Linked DNA regions of Homo sapiens: regions 2, 3 and 4 are each linked to region 1. A link is a contact called in ENCODE Hi-C or POLR2A ChIA-PET data. All regions are on one chromosome and are shown on one strand. The core of a region is the stretch at or near the end of the contact, and the rest is flanking DNA. Distances in the headings are between cores, read along the strand shown.

Region 1 (2,700 bases), core at 69-2,568:
ACAATCACAGTAACTTATTTCGATGCCTTTCTGCAGACAGGAAACTGGAAAAAATAATCATTTTCACTGTTAATTTATACAGCTGTAGCCATTAACATGTTTTTCCATCTATCAAAATAGCCCTGACCATCTTATAATAATTCTAAAATTAAAGGAGCTAGTCAATTGCAATATGAAATTTTAAAAGCTGGTCAGATTTGCCCTCTTTTCTCCTTCTAAATCAAGTTTTCAAACTAAAAGTTTCTATGTTGGATCAAGTACAGTTCTAAACGCTGTGTACCTATCTAGTACTGACTTTATGAAAGTAGCCCATCAACAGTCAACTGCGCACATGCACTGTGTACGTTCGTTGTATACGTGTGTTTGCATGTGTGTAGGGATGTATGTAGAGAATAAAGTAAAACAAGCTTCATGCCGCTCTATCCACATTTCTGCCCAGTATCTCTTGGGACCAAGAGTATCCATTTTCAAGACAGAAGGTCAGAAATTAATCCAGTTTTTTTGTTATTGTTTTACCTGAAATGGGGGGACAGGTGGGAGGACAAAAGAGAATAAAGCAGATTCCTGGGCATCTCCACACATGTAGATCAGATCCTCTGGGAGTGAGGCCCAGGATTCTGAATTTTCAGTTCCCAACGTGATTCTTTTGCACATTAAGGTACGAGATCAGCAAGCAAAGAGAAGACTTAGGGCTCTCGGGACCCGTGATTAAAGCCTTAGCGGTACTCAGGCTCAGGCTGATTTCTGACATAAGAGAAAGAAGAGATTATTGTCCTTATGCCCTTAGTGTGGACTCTGGACAGAGCAATGGACTAATGAGGGCGTTGGGATTCTAGTCCGTGCTCCGTCACGGGTGAGTCCATACTACAGGCAAATGTATCTCCCTGGGTCTCTCTGGTCTGCACACTGAAGGGGCTGCACTCTATAGCCCAAGCCTCCACGGCTCCAGACTCCTTGAACTGAGGCTGACCGAGGCGCATGCACGATCGAGGGGCTCGAGCACCAAGCGCGGCTGGCCCCCAGGATCGGGGTCTCGCGGCACAAAGGGCGACAGGGCAGCCAGGCCGCGCCCACGCCCCGTGCCCGCGCGCCGGGAACTCCTGCTGTCGGCACGCGCCCCTCCCGCCGCCCCTCGAGCGCGCCGATGCTGGGGATCCCCGGGGCGAGGTGGCCGCCATTACCCGAACGCGGCCGCGGGTCCGGCCCGTGGGACGTGGATCCCGGGCTTCAGCGCTGAGAGAAGCAGCCGCAGGCGCAACACGCCCCGGCCGCCCAGCACAGCCACCATGGTCACAGGTCGCGTAGCTGCCGGGAGTGCGCATGCGCTAAGACCAAGCGCGGTACCCGGCCCACTCTGCCCCGAAGCCACGCCCTCTGCTCCGCCCACCTCGCCTCTCCATCCTGCTCCGCCCTCTGCCCGCCCCGCCCCGAAGCCACGCCCTGCCGGGTGCTTTCCCATGGGCGACCGAAACTCGGCTCGTGGTTTCGCAGTCCTGGAACCGCCGGCACCCGCGTAGACCGTCCCCTCTCGGTGCTGGCTCTGGCTCCCGGGATGAGTGTCCCCGTCGGCGCTGCCCCGCCCTCGCTCGTCGCCTCAGCGACCATGGCCTTTCCAGGAGGCGAGGCCGCCAGCCATAGCGCCCTCGCTGCGTCGGCGTCCAGGCGGGACTCCGGAGTGGGCGGGGCTCCGGCTCTAGGCAGGCTGCTATGTTGGATCAAGTAAAGTTCTAAACGCTGTGCACCTATTTAGTACTGACTAGTACTAGGAAGTGTATTTGCTTTTCGGAGATGATGGGATCTAAATTTTGTTTATACCACTTCACGCCCATTAGGATGGCTACTAGCAAAACCCCCAGAAATTAGTGTTGGTGAAGATGTAGAGAAATTGAAGCCCTTGTATATTGCTGTTGGGAATGTAAAATGGTGCAGCCATGTGATGAACAATACTGCGGTTCCTCAACAAATCAGTTATATGATCCAGCATTTTCTTTTCTGGGTATATAACCCAAAAGAATTTAAAACAGGGTGTACAAGAAGAAATGTTTTTACACTCACGTTGACAGCGGCACTATTCACAATAGCCAAAAGGGTGGAGGCAATTTAAGTGTCCAAAAACAGATACATGGATAAGCAAAATGTTGTCTGTGCATGCAAGGGAACATTTTTTAGCCTGAACAAAGAACGAAATTCTGACACTTGCTACTACATGGATGAACCTGGAGGACACTATGCTGAGGGAGGTAAGCCAGTCAAAAAAAGACAAATACTGTGTGATTCCACTTATATAATAAGGTACCTAGAGGAGTCAAACTTATAGGGACAGAAAATAGAATGGGGGTTGTTGAGGGCTGGTGGAAGGGGGAATGGAAAGTTGGTGTTTCATGGGGACAGAGTTTCAGTTTGGAGAGATGAAAAAGTCCTGGGGATGGATTTTGGTGATGCCTGCATTACATTGTGAGTGTACTTACTGCCACTGAACTACACACCTAAAAGTGGTTTAAGTGGTAAGTTTTATGTATGTTTTACCACAATTAATTTTTTTTCTTTTGGCTGTATAATTGCAGCTTTATAAAGGTTATAGACATTATCTAATTGAAAGCTCAGTGGAGAAAAAAAACAACTATTGCTTTTTAAGTCAATCGTTCTGCCTTAATTGGAAATAACTGGCAGATTTGTGGCTACTGTTGTAGCCTTGGCTTG
Region 2 (2,700 bases), core at 35-2,534, 170 kb after region 1:
TTGCTCTTATTGCCCAGGCTGGAGTGCAATGGTGCAATCTTGGCTCATTGCAACCTCTGCCTCCCAGGTTCAAGTGATTCTCCTATCTCAACCTCCCAAGTAGTTGGGATCACAGGCACGTGCCACCATGCCCTGCTAATTTTTGTATTTTTTAGTAGAGACAGGTTTTCACCATGTTGGCCAGGATGATCTCAATCTCTTGACCTCGTGATCCACCCGCCTTGGCCTCCCAAAGTGCTGGGATTACAGCATCAATTCTTGTGCTCAAGCGGTCCTCCTGCTTCAGTCTCCCAAGTAATTGGGACTACAGGTAGCACCACCATGCCCAGCTAATTTTAATAAATTTTTTTTTTAAGAGACAAGGCCTCACTATGTTGTCCAGGTTGGTCTCAAACTCCTGGCCTCAAGTGATCCTCACACCTCAGCCTCCCAAACTGCTGGAATTATAGGTGTGAGCCACTGTGTCTGGCCTAACTGTTCTTTAAGCTTGTAAAGAACATCTTCTGACTGCCCACCTTTTTGATAATCCTTTAAGTTCTTGTCTTTAAGTCATAGGCACCCATGATTGCTTCTTATCTCATGTGTTAGGAACTCATCCTGCATAATTAACGCATATTTGTTCACTTTGTGTGTTTTATTCAATTGATGATGTTTTTCGTACCAGAAGATTTTGTTGTTTTGCTTTAAGGACACGTATCCCTTTATATTTGGGGGACAGTGGAACTCTCTATCCGTGCACTTGACTGCTGAAGGAGAAGGCCCCAGCCGATTCCTGATGTGTCGGGGATCCGCAGCCGCCCCTATCTAATGCGGTCTTGAATTCTTCCGCTCAGGTAAAATTGCGGAGTTGCTCTCTCCGGGCTCAGTGGATCCATTGACAAGGCTGGTTCTGGTGAATGCTGTCTATTTCAGAGGAAACTGGGATGAACAGTTTGACAAGGAGAACACCGAGGAGAGACTGTTTAAAGTCAGCAAGGCGAGTAAGGGGCCGTGACAGGAGCAGCGCCTGTGTTCACACGAGCGTCTCCGGCTCGGGGCCTCCCGCGTCTGCAGCCGTGGGGCCTTTCTGTCCCTGCCCCTCCTGCTTGACATCCATTGGGTGGCCTCGTGTCCCTGGGCGCCTGGCATCCGCCCTGCCACCTACAGGGCAAGTCTGAAGCTGCAGCCCTCAGGCTCGATCAAGGTCTTAAAGCTCAGACTCCAGATATGGCGTGCCATCTTCTAGCGGACATTTCCTCCTTTTCTCTAGCTTCATTCCCATCAGGACCTACCCACTCCTTTCTTTCTGGCGGCGTCCCGGGAAGCCCCGCTACCGCGCCTCCTGCTGGCCTCCGTGCCACACTGCAGGAGCGGAACAACTCAGCCTGCTGAATTGAGGCTGAGCAGGGAGGACTCTCTGACAAGTGCCAGACACGTAGCTGGTGCTTAGTAAATGCTGAACCGATGAGTGATATTCAGTCCTCTCTTGATAGTAAGGATAAGTACAGATTTTTGTTTTAAAACAACCAAACCAAACATGTAGATAGACACTGAGATTAACCACCTCCAGCGTGGAAGATGTCATTTGCTGATGGCCCTTTATCTTCCTCTCACTGAATCTTCTTTATTGTCTCTTGTTTTGTTTTTCTTTAACTATAGAAATTTTTGAACATAGACAAAGTAAACAGAATAGATTAATTACAGTGTATTCTTGATCATTGACCATAGTTAGATCTTCCAGGCTAACTTGAACTTGAGCCTTCAGTTTTTCAAGAAATTTATTTTCATTGTCTGTTCTCCTCGCAATTCAGAAAGAATTATTTTCTTTGAAGCTTTATTCTGAAATGAACTGTGCTATTTTCCCCTGGCAAAATAATTTCTCTCTTTAAAATTTAATGATTAACAAGATGTACAAGGGCTTTGACTACAGATAACAGAAACCCCGGTTCACCATGGTTTATCTCCTAGGAGCTCATCTCCCCTGCTAGGAGGTCTGGAGGCAGGTGAGACCTGGGCTGGTCTGGCACTGGGGCGATGATCCCAGGGAGGCGGCTCCACCATTCTCAGCACGTCGCCTTCTTCCTCATGGTCACAAGATGGCTGAGCTGGCTTCAGCAGTCCCGGTGGCAGGGAGGGGGAGGAACAAGGGAGGGGAGGGGAGCCTAAACCTTCCCCTTAGTGGTTCTGCGTTTCAGAAAGGGAAAGCTGCTTTCTATATGGTGTAGGCCAGAACTATAGGTCTTGTGGGTTTGGGGAGATGTGGAATCCCGTCATGCTTTCTGAGTTCTGCAGTGAAGAAGGGTGAAGGAAGGGGCTGCAGTATTGAGCGTACCAGCCTGAGGCCAGAGGTGTACCTCCAAGGGCACAGATTTTGAGTTGATACAGATTCTTATTTTAATTTCATTACCTTCTATATAAACTGGAACTTGTCTATATAATTGTGTATTTAGTGAATCATTCAGTCACTAAGGTTAGATCTTTTTATATTGCAAGATTGGAGGCTTTGGACCCTGAAGGGGTGCAGGGAGGAATTACTGAAGGCAGGGGTCAGCAAACTTCAGCCTACAGCAAAGCCAGCCCACCACCTAATTTTTTTTAAAGGTTTACTGAAACACAGCCATGCTTATTTTTTTTTTTTATTTTTTATTTTTTCCAAGACAGAGTTTCTCTCTTGTTGCCCAGGCTGGAGTGCAGTGGTGCCATCTCGGAACACTGCAGCCT
Region 3 (2,700 bases), core at 44-2,543, 220 kb after region 1:
CCTCTCCCAGAAGCCAGGGGTTGTGGGAAGGAGGAAATGGAGAATAATTGCTAATGGGTATCACAGTTCCTTTTAGGGTGATGAAAACCTTCTGGAGTTAGATAGTGGTGAGAGTTGGACAGCTTTGTCAATATACCAAGAACTATTGAATTGTATGCTTTAAAAGGATGCATATTATGGTCCGTGAATTGTCTTTTAATAAAGGTTTTATTTTTAAAAACAAGCTAGGCACCTAGGGTGTCAAATTGAAGGAGGCTCTGATTCTCAGGGCCGCGCAAATGCAGGGTTGGCACCTATGCGTGTGGCCCTCCTGAAATTTTGTGCCTTAGGCACCTGCCTTGCTTCTCCCTAATTCAGGCCCTCAGGAGAAAGCTCTAATTCTGGTCAATTTGAAACAGGAGGGCACGGCTTCTGGGCGACGCTCCGTGCTCCAGAGAGAGCCATTTGTCTGTTCCCTTCCTCTGGACGTCACCGTGCCAACATGAAATGCTTCCAATTGAGTCCAGCCTGAGATGGAAGGGGGTGGGGGGATATCTGATGACATCACGAACTGCTGCATCAACTCCCCCGAGTCCCTGCCTCTGGACCCCCTGATAGAGGACACAAGGAGTGTCCTGAGCCCGTGTGACTCAGTGTCTCTTCCCATCACTTTGCGGGAAAATGGGGCTGCTTACACCACACCGCAGCCCAAACACCTGTGGCTAGAGAAGGGCTTGGGTACTAGGAGTGAGGACGCCTGGTTCTGGGCCCAGGACTAGTACTAGTTAGTGGTGGGACCTGGAACAAATGCTTTGGTTCTAAGTGAATCCCCCATATTCATGACAAGAGGCGTGGAACACAGACCCATGGGACCTTCCCACTGGAACACGGAGCTTGGCTGTCACCCGACCTTCGCTTCCTTAAGTACAAAAGCCCAGGGTTCCAGGCTCCGTCTCCTTTCCCGCAGACGCCTTGTTTCTTCGCGCGGAGGCCCTGGACGCCGCAGGCTCCCAACCTACTTCTCTGGGCTGTCAGGTTCTGAACCCGGTCCTGAAGAGGCCCTGGCGCCGGGGGTGGGTGAGGCCGAGCGCGCGCCTTGGGAACCTGGCCGGCCTCAGGCTGGCGGGAGCATTGGCGGACATCGCCCCGGGCGGGGCGGACTGGGGGGACCCTGACCTGACCCTGCTCCCAGCTCTGACCTCGGCCACCACGCGCGGCGCCCCCGCTGGTCCCGCCAGGCTCCGCCTAAACGCAGAAAGCGTGGGAGGCGCCCGACCCTGCGGTATAAAAGCGGTGCCTGCAGAGGCCCTAGCGGGAGTCCGCGGCGAGCGCAGCAGCAGGGCCGGGTCCTGCGCCTCGGGGGTCGGCGTCCAGGCTCGGAGCGCGGCACGGAGACGGCGGCAGCGCTGGACTAGGTGGCAGGTGAGGGCGTCCCCGCGCACGGCTGGGGTAGGGGACGGGAGTGGCGAGCTTCAGGTCCACCGGCTGCCACCGAGTGATGGGACCGGAGGACAGGAGAGGTCGCTCAGCCAAGAGCCCCGGGGAGGCGGTGCCTTCTCGGTGGGGTCAGCAACGGTCTCTGGGGGGTGCCTGGGAGCGGCAGCCGGTCTCCGCCTTGGCGGCCCACAGCCACCGCGGACGCCTCCCTCCCGGATGTCTCCTCGCTGCCCTTCCCTGGCCGAAGCCCTCCCCTGCAGCCTCCTCCCCACCTGCCGGCCCTGTGTTCTCACTGCTCTTCTCTGCTCTGGGATCCGCAGGATGACGTCTGTCCTGCTTCTTCACTGTCCTTTACAGTCACCAGTCTCGGCCGGGCGCAGTGGCTCACGCCTGTAATCCCAGCACTTTGGGAGGCCAAGGCGGTCGGATCCTTGGAGATCAGGAGTTCGAGACCAGTCTGGCAAACGTGGTGAAAACCGGTCTCTACTAAAAATACAGAAATTAGCCGGGCATGGTGGCCCACGCCTGTAATAATGTCAGCTATGTGCTGAGGCAGGAAAATCACTTCAACTCGGGAGGCAGAGGTTGCAGTGAGCTGGGATTGCGCCACTGCACTCCAGCCTGGCAGACAGAGTGAGACTTCGTCTCAAAACAAAAAAAAGAAAAACACAAAAAAACCACCACCAACAACAACAAAAAAATAAAGCCACCAGTCTCGGAGTTTCAAATCTGAGCACTCTTATCCATCTTAATTCTTTCAATAATTCAGCTAAACGAATGGGGTCCTGAGAATCTGCAGAGCCAGGCTCAGCGCTCGCCTGCAGAGCCTGCGGTCTGTGGGGACCACCAGCAAGATGAGGAATCACCTTCGGGAGGAAGGGTCGTGCTGGGGAGGGTCGCGCCGGCGGGGTCAAGAGAACCTCCTCCAGGGTGGGAATCAGAGCCTCCGGGCCGCGGTGTTTGAGGGTGAGTGGAATTAATGCCGTGATGGACATGGGGCCTTCTAAGGGGGACCAACAGTGTTTGTGAAGAGTTGACTTTGGGAGGGGTTCAGGATGGCCAGAGGTGGAGGCTGTGACCTCAGTGAGTCTGGATCAAGGGAGGGGGCAGGTGGGTAAGACACCGTTTTAACAAGGTGGCTTTGAGCGGCCACCTTTGAGGGGCCTAAGGGCCCCTGGGAGATTTAGGAGGAAGGACAAGAGGATTAAGACACCGCTTTCTGAGGTGCCGTGTGGCTGTGGCGTGGGGGTGGCTGGGGGAGTGGGTTGTGTTCATTGTCCAAGG
Region 4 (2,700 bases), core at 60-2,559, 150 kb after region 1:
CCACCGTATACGCATACCACAGTTTCTTTATCCACTCTTTGATTGATGGGCATTTGGGTTGGTTTCATGTTTTTGCAATTACGAATTGTGCTGCTATTAACATGCGTGTGCAAGTATCTTTTTTGTATAATGACTTATTTTCCTCTGCGTAGATACCCAGTAGTGGGATTGCTGGATCAAATGGTAGTTCTATTTTTAGTTATTTAAGGAATCGCCATACTATTTTCCACAGTGGTTGTACTATCCATCAGCAGTGTAGAGGTGTTCCCTCTTCACCAAATCCACGCCAACATCTATTATTTTTTGAGTTTTTGATTTTTTGATTAAGGCCACTCTTGCGGGAGTAAGGTGGTATCACATTGTGGTTTTGATTTGCATTTCCCTAATCATTAGTGATGTTGAGCATTTTTTCTTGTTTGTTGGCCATTTGCATATCCTCTTTTGAGAACTGTCTATTCATGCCAGCCCACTTTTTGATGGGATTTTTTTTTCTTGCTAATTTGTTTGAGTTTCTTGTAGATTCTGGATATTACTGCTTTGTCGGATGTATAGATTGTGAAGATTTTCTCCCACTCTGTAGGTTGTCTGTTTACTCTGCTTGACTATTCCTTTTGCTTTGCAAAAGCTATTTAGTCTACTTTTTTTTTTTTTTTTTTTTTTTTTTTTTTTGAGACGGACCAGACTGGAGTGCGGTGGCGCCATCTCGGCTCACTGCAGCCTCTGCCTCCCGGGTTCAAGTGATTCTCCTGCCTCAGCTTCCCCAGCAACTGAGATTACAGGCACGCGCCATTACACTCGGCTAATTTTTGTATTTTTAGTAGAGACGGGGTTTTGCCATGTTGGCCAGGCTGGTCTGGAACTCCTGACCTCCAGTGATCCGCCTGCCTCGGCCTCCCAGTGTTGGGATTACTGGCGTGAGCCCCGCGCCCGCCCCTGGCTGGCTTCTTTGCCGCAAGCTGTTTCATCAGCAAAGTCTTTGTGACCTGTATCTAGTCTGCTCATTTTTAAATGCGTGTTCTGCACTCCCCAGTGGATGGCCGTGTATCAGGAGCCGGCCCTTTTCTGGAAACAGGCCAGCATTCAGTCTCCACAGAGGCACCATAAACACGCTGGTGGGGCCCTGTACTGTGGTCAAAGTCAAGGCCTCCGGGCAGGACTCGCGGCCCCTCCGGCTGGCGGGTGGGGTTGACCCGCACGTCCCGCCCCGCCTCTCCCTTCGCGCTCCGGACGGGCGACGGTAGCTCGAGACCCGGGACTCCGCCCGCCTCCCCGCGAGTATTTGAGGTCCGGGGCGGCTCCGGCGCCTCTGCCCGCCGTTCTGCTCGCTCGCTCCCCGCTCTGGAGTACGTGTCTGGCTTGGGAGCCGCTCGGACACGCTGGCTTGGGTTTGTCGCTCCAAAGTCGGGAAAGCCGGGGGCGCGAGCGGGGAGGGGGGCAGGGTGGGGGTCGCGCGGGGCCGGGAACGCGCGTGGGTCGACGGCGCGCGGGGACGCTGGAGCCCCGAGAATGGGGCGTGGCCGCGCGGGGCTGTGACCCCAGCAGTCCCAGCGGGGCGGGGGCCCGGGCGAGCGTCCGGCTTGGGTTCCCTTCCGGAGCCTCGCAGCGGCAGAGAACGGCGACGCGGCCGGGTGAGTCGTGCGTGGCCGCGAGCCCGGCCGGTGACGCCGCGGACCCGAGGACCCCGGGCGCCCAGGCCCAGCGCCCACGGAAGAGGCGGCCGGCGCGGGATGGGGGCGGCGCAGAGCCTCCCGGGCCACAGGTGACCCCGGTCGGCCCCGCGGCCTCGGTGACCCCTCGCCCGCTCCGCGACCCGGAGGACGCGTGCTCAGTCTTGGGGCGCCGGGTGTTAGGAGCCGGGCGGGAGGCGGAGAGAGGCCGAGGGGTTCGGCGCCAAACGGTGCCATCCGGGCCCCCTGCGTGTGTTCACTGGACTGGCCGTGCTGGGCTTGGCCAATCCGCAGCACTTTCAGGTCGCCCAGACCTGTGGAGACGATCGTGTGGACCAGCCCGGATCTCCTTACCGCTCTGTGTTTGAATTAAACTCCCTACAGGCAAACTATTACAGGCTTTGATGTCTTCAAGGCAAAGAGGAAACTTTAACTACAAATTGGCATTTAAGTTATTTTCTTCCTTTTTTTTTTTTTTTTTTTTGTCCTAAAGATTGGCTTCGGAAAACTGAGGTACAGAAAATTAATAATTAATGTTCACATGCTGTCAGGAATACTCAGATGCGAGGGGGCATCTGAGTCCATTTTTTGGGCACTTTTGCTTTCTGGGATGCTCTCGTGCCTAATGACAGCCCTGCAGCTGCCTGCATCCTTTCTGGTGGGGGTCAGGCCTGATGCGATGAGATCTGATGTGTTCAGTGACCTTCTAGTTAAGGTCCTGGGCCGGCCTTGTATTGCTGGGGCTTTTATGTGTGCTGGGATTAACACCAGTGACTGCTGTTATCAGCATAGATGGCGTTTGTTCTCATTTCAGGACCGTATCTGAGTAATTGCATCCATTGTGATGTGCCACCAAAGAGAAAAGTACTTTGGTCATACTCGACTATGTAAACTAAGTATTTTAAGTTAAGGCCAATTCCAATGCATTTTATTACAATTCAGCATGAAACAGTTAACACGGACCAGTAACAGTAGAGTGAAATTAGCATGAATAGAACCAACATTCTTTTCCACATATGTAATAATAAGGGCA

The links. A loop is a pair of places that touch in the nucleus more often than their neighbours do. ChIA-PET counts read pairs that join two places held with the same protein, here RNA polymerase II (POLR2A). Pooled maps may share reads with other maps.
Region 2: a pooled map shows a loop between it and region 1 (2.7-fold over the local background). The contact joins the enhancer-like site here to the promoter of BPHL in region 1. A Hi-C loop is called at or near these places in 7 of 50 pooled maps.
Region 3: a loop to region 1 is called in a pooled map, with 5 times the contacts of the local background. The contact joins the promoter of SERPINB9 here to the promoter of BPHL in region 1. A Hi-C loop is called at or near these places in 3 of 50 pooled maps. POLR2A ChIA-PET finds 5 or more read pairs at or near these places in 2 of 52 experiments (OCI-LY7 and activated B cell).
Region 4: a loop to region 1 is called in a pooled map, with 4 times the contacts of the local background. The contact joins the promoter of SERPINB6 here to the promoter of BPHL in region 1. A Hi-C loop is called at or near these places in 3 of 168 maps with a recorded cell type or tissue (B cell, CD4-positive, alpha-beta memory T cell and naive thymus-derived CD4-positive, alpha-beta T cell), 4 of 37 single-sample maps with no recorded cell type and 16 of 50 pooled maps. POLR2A ChIA-PET finds 5 or more read pairs at or near these places in 6 of 52 experiments (CD4-positive, alpha-beta memory T cell, MCF 10A, Panc1 and 3 more).

What each region holds. Positions count from the first base shown.
Region 1 is chr6:3,117,329-3,120,028 of GRCh38, reverse strand. BPHL (biphenyl hydrolase like) reads right to left here and starts at 1,318. Exons shown (of 7, transcript NM_004332.4): 1 at 1,182-1,318. The coding sequence starts at 1,288. It overlaps LOC107986556 (a long non-coding RNA gene), which reads left to right and starts at 1,382. Exons shown (of 4, transcript XR_001743928.3): 1 at 1,382-2,240. RefSeq lists a silencer at 1,021-1,410 and an enhancer at 1,449-2,084.
Region 2 is chr6:2,951,320-2,954,019 of GRCh38, reverse strand. SERPINB6 (serpin family B member 6) reads left to right here. Exons shown (of 7, transcript NM_004568.6): 5 at 834-976. Among named protein-coding and RNA genes, the nearest start is that of SERPINB6, 19 kb to the left of the region's middle. Within about 2 kb of position 1,284, at least 28 of the 41 ENCODE cell types and tissues checked have a DNase peak (open chromatin) inside an H3K27ac peak, as active enhancers do.
Region 3 is chr6:2,901,902-2,904,601 of GRCh38, reverse strand. It overlaps SERPINB9 (serpin family B member 9), which reads left to right and starts at 1,293. Exons shown (of 7, transcript NM_004155.6): 1 at 1,293-1,401. RefSeq lists silencers at 1,098-1,147, 1,248-1,327, 1,568-1,617 and an enhancer at 1,328-1,829.
Region 4 is chr6:2,970,176-2,972,875 of GRCh38, reverse strand. It overlaps SERPINB6 (serpin family B member 6), which reads left to right and starts at 1,309. Exons shown (of 7, transcript NM_004568.6): 1 at 1,309-1,343. RefSeq lists an enhancer at 1,004-1,528.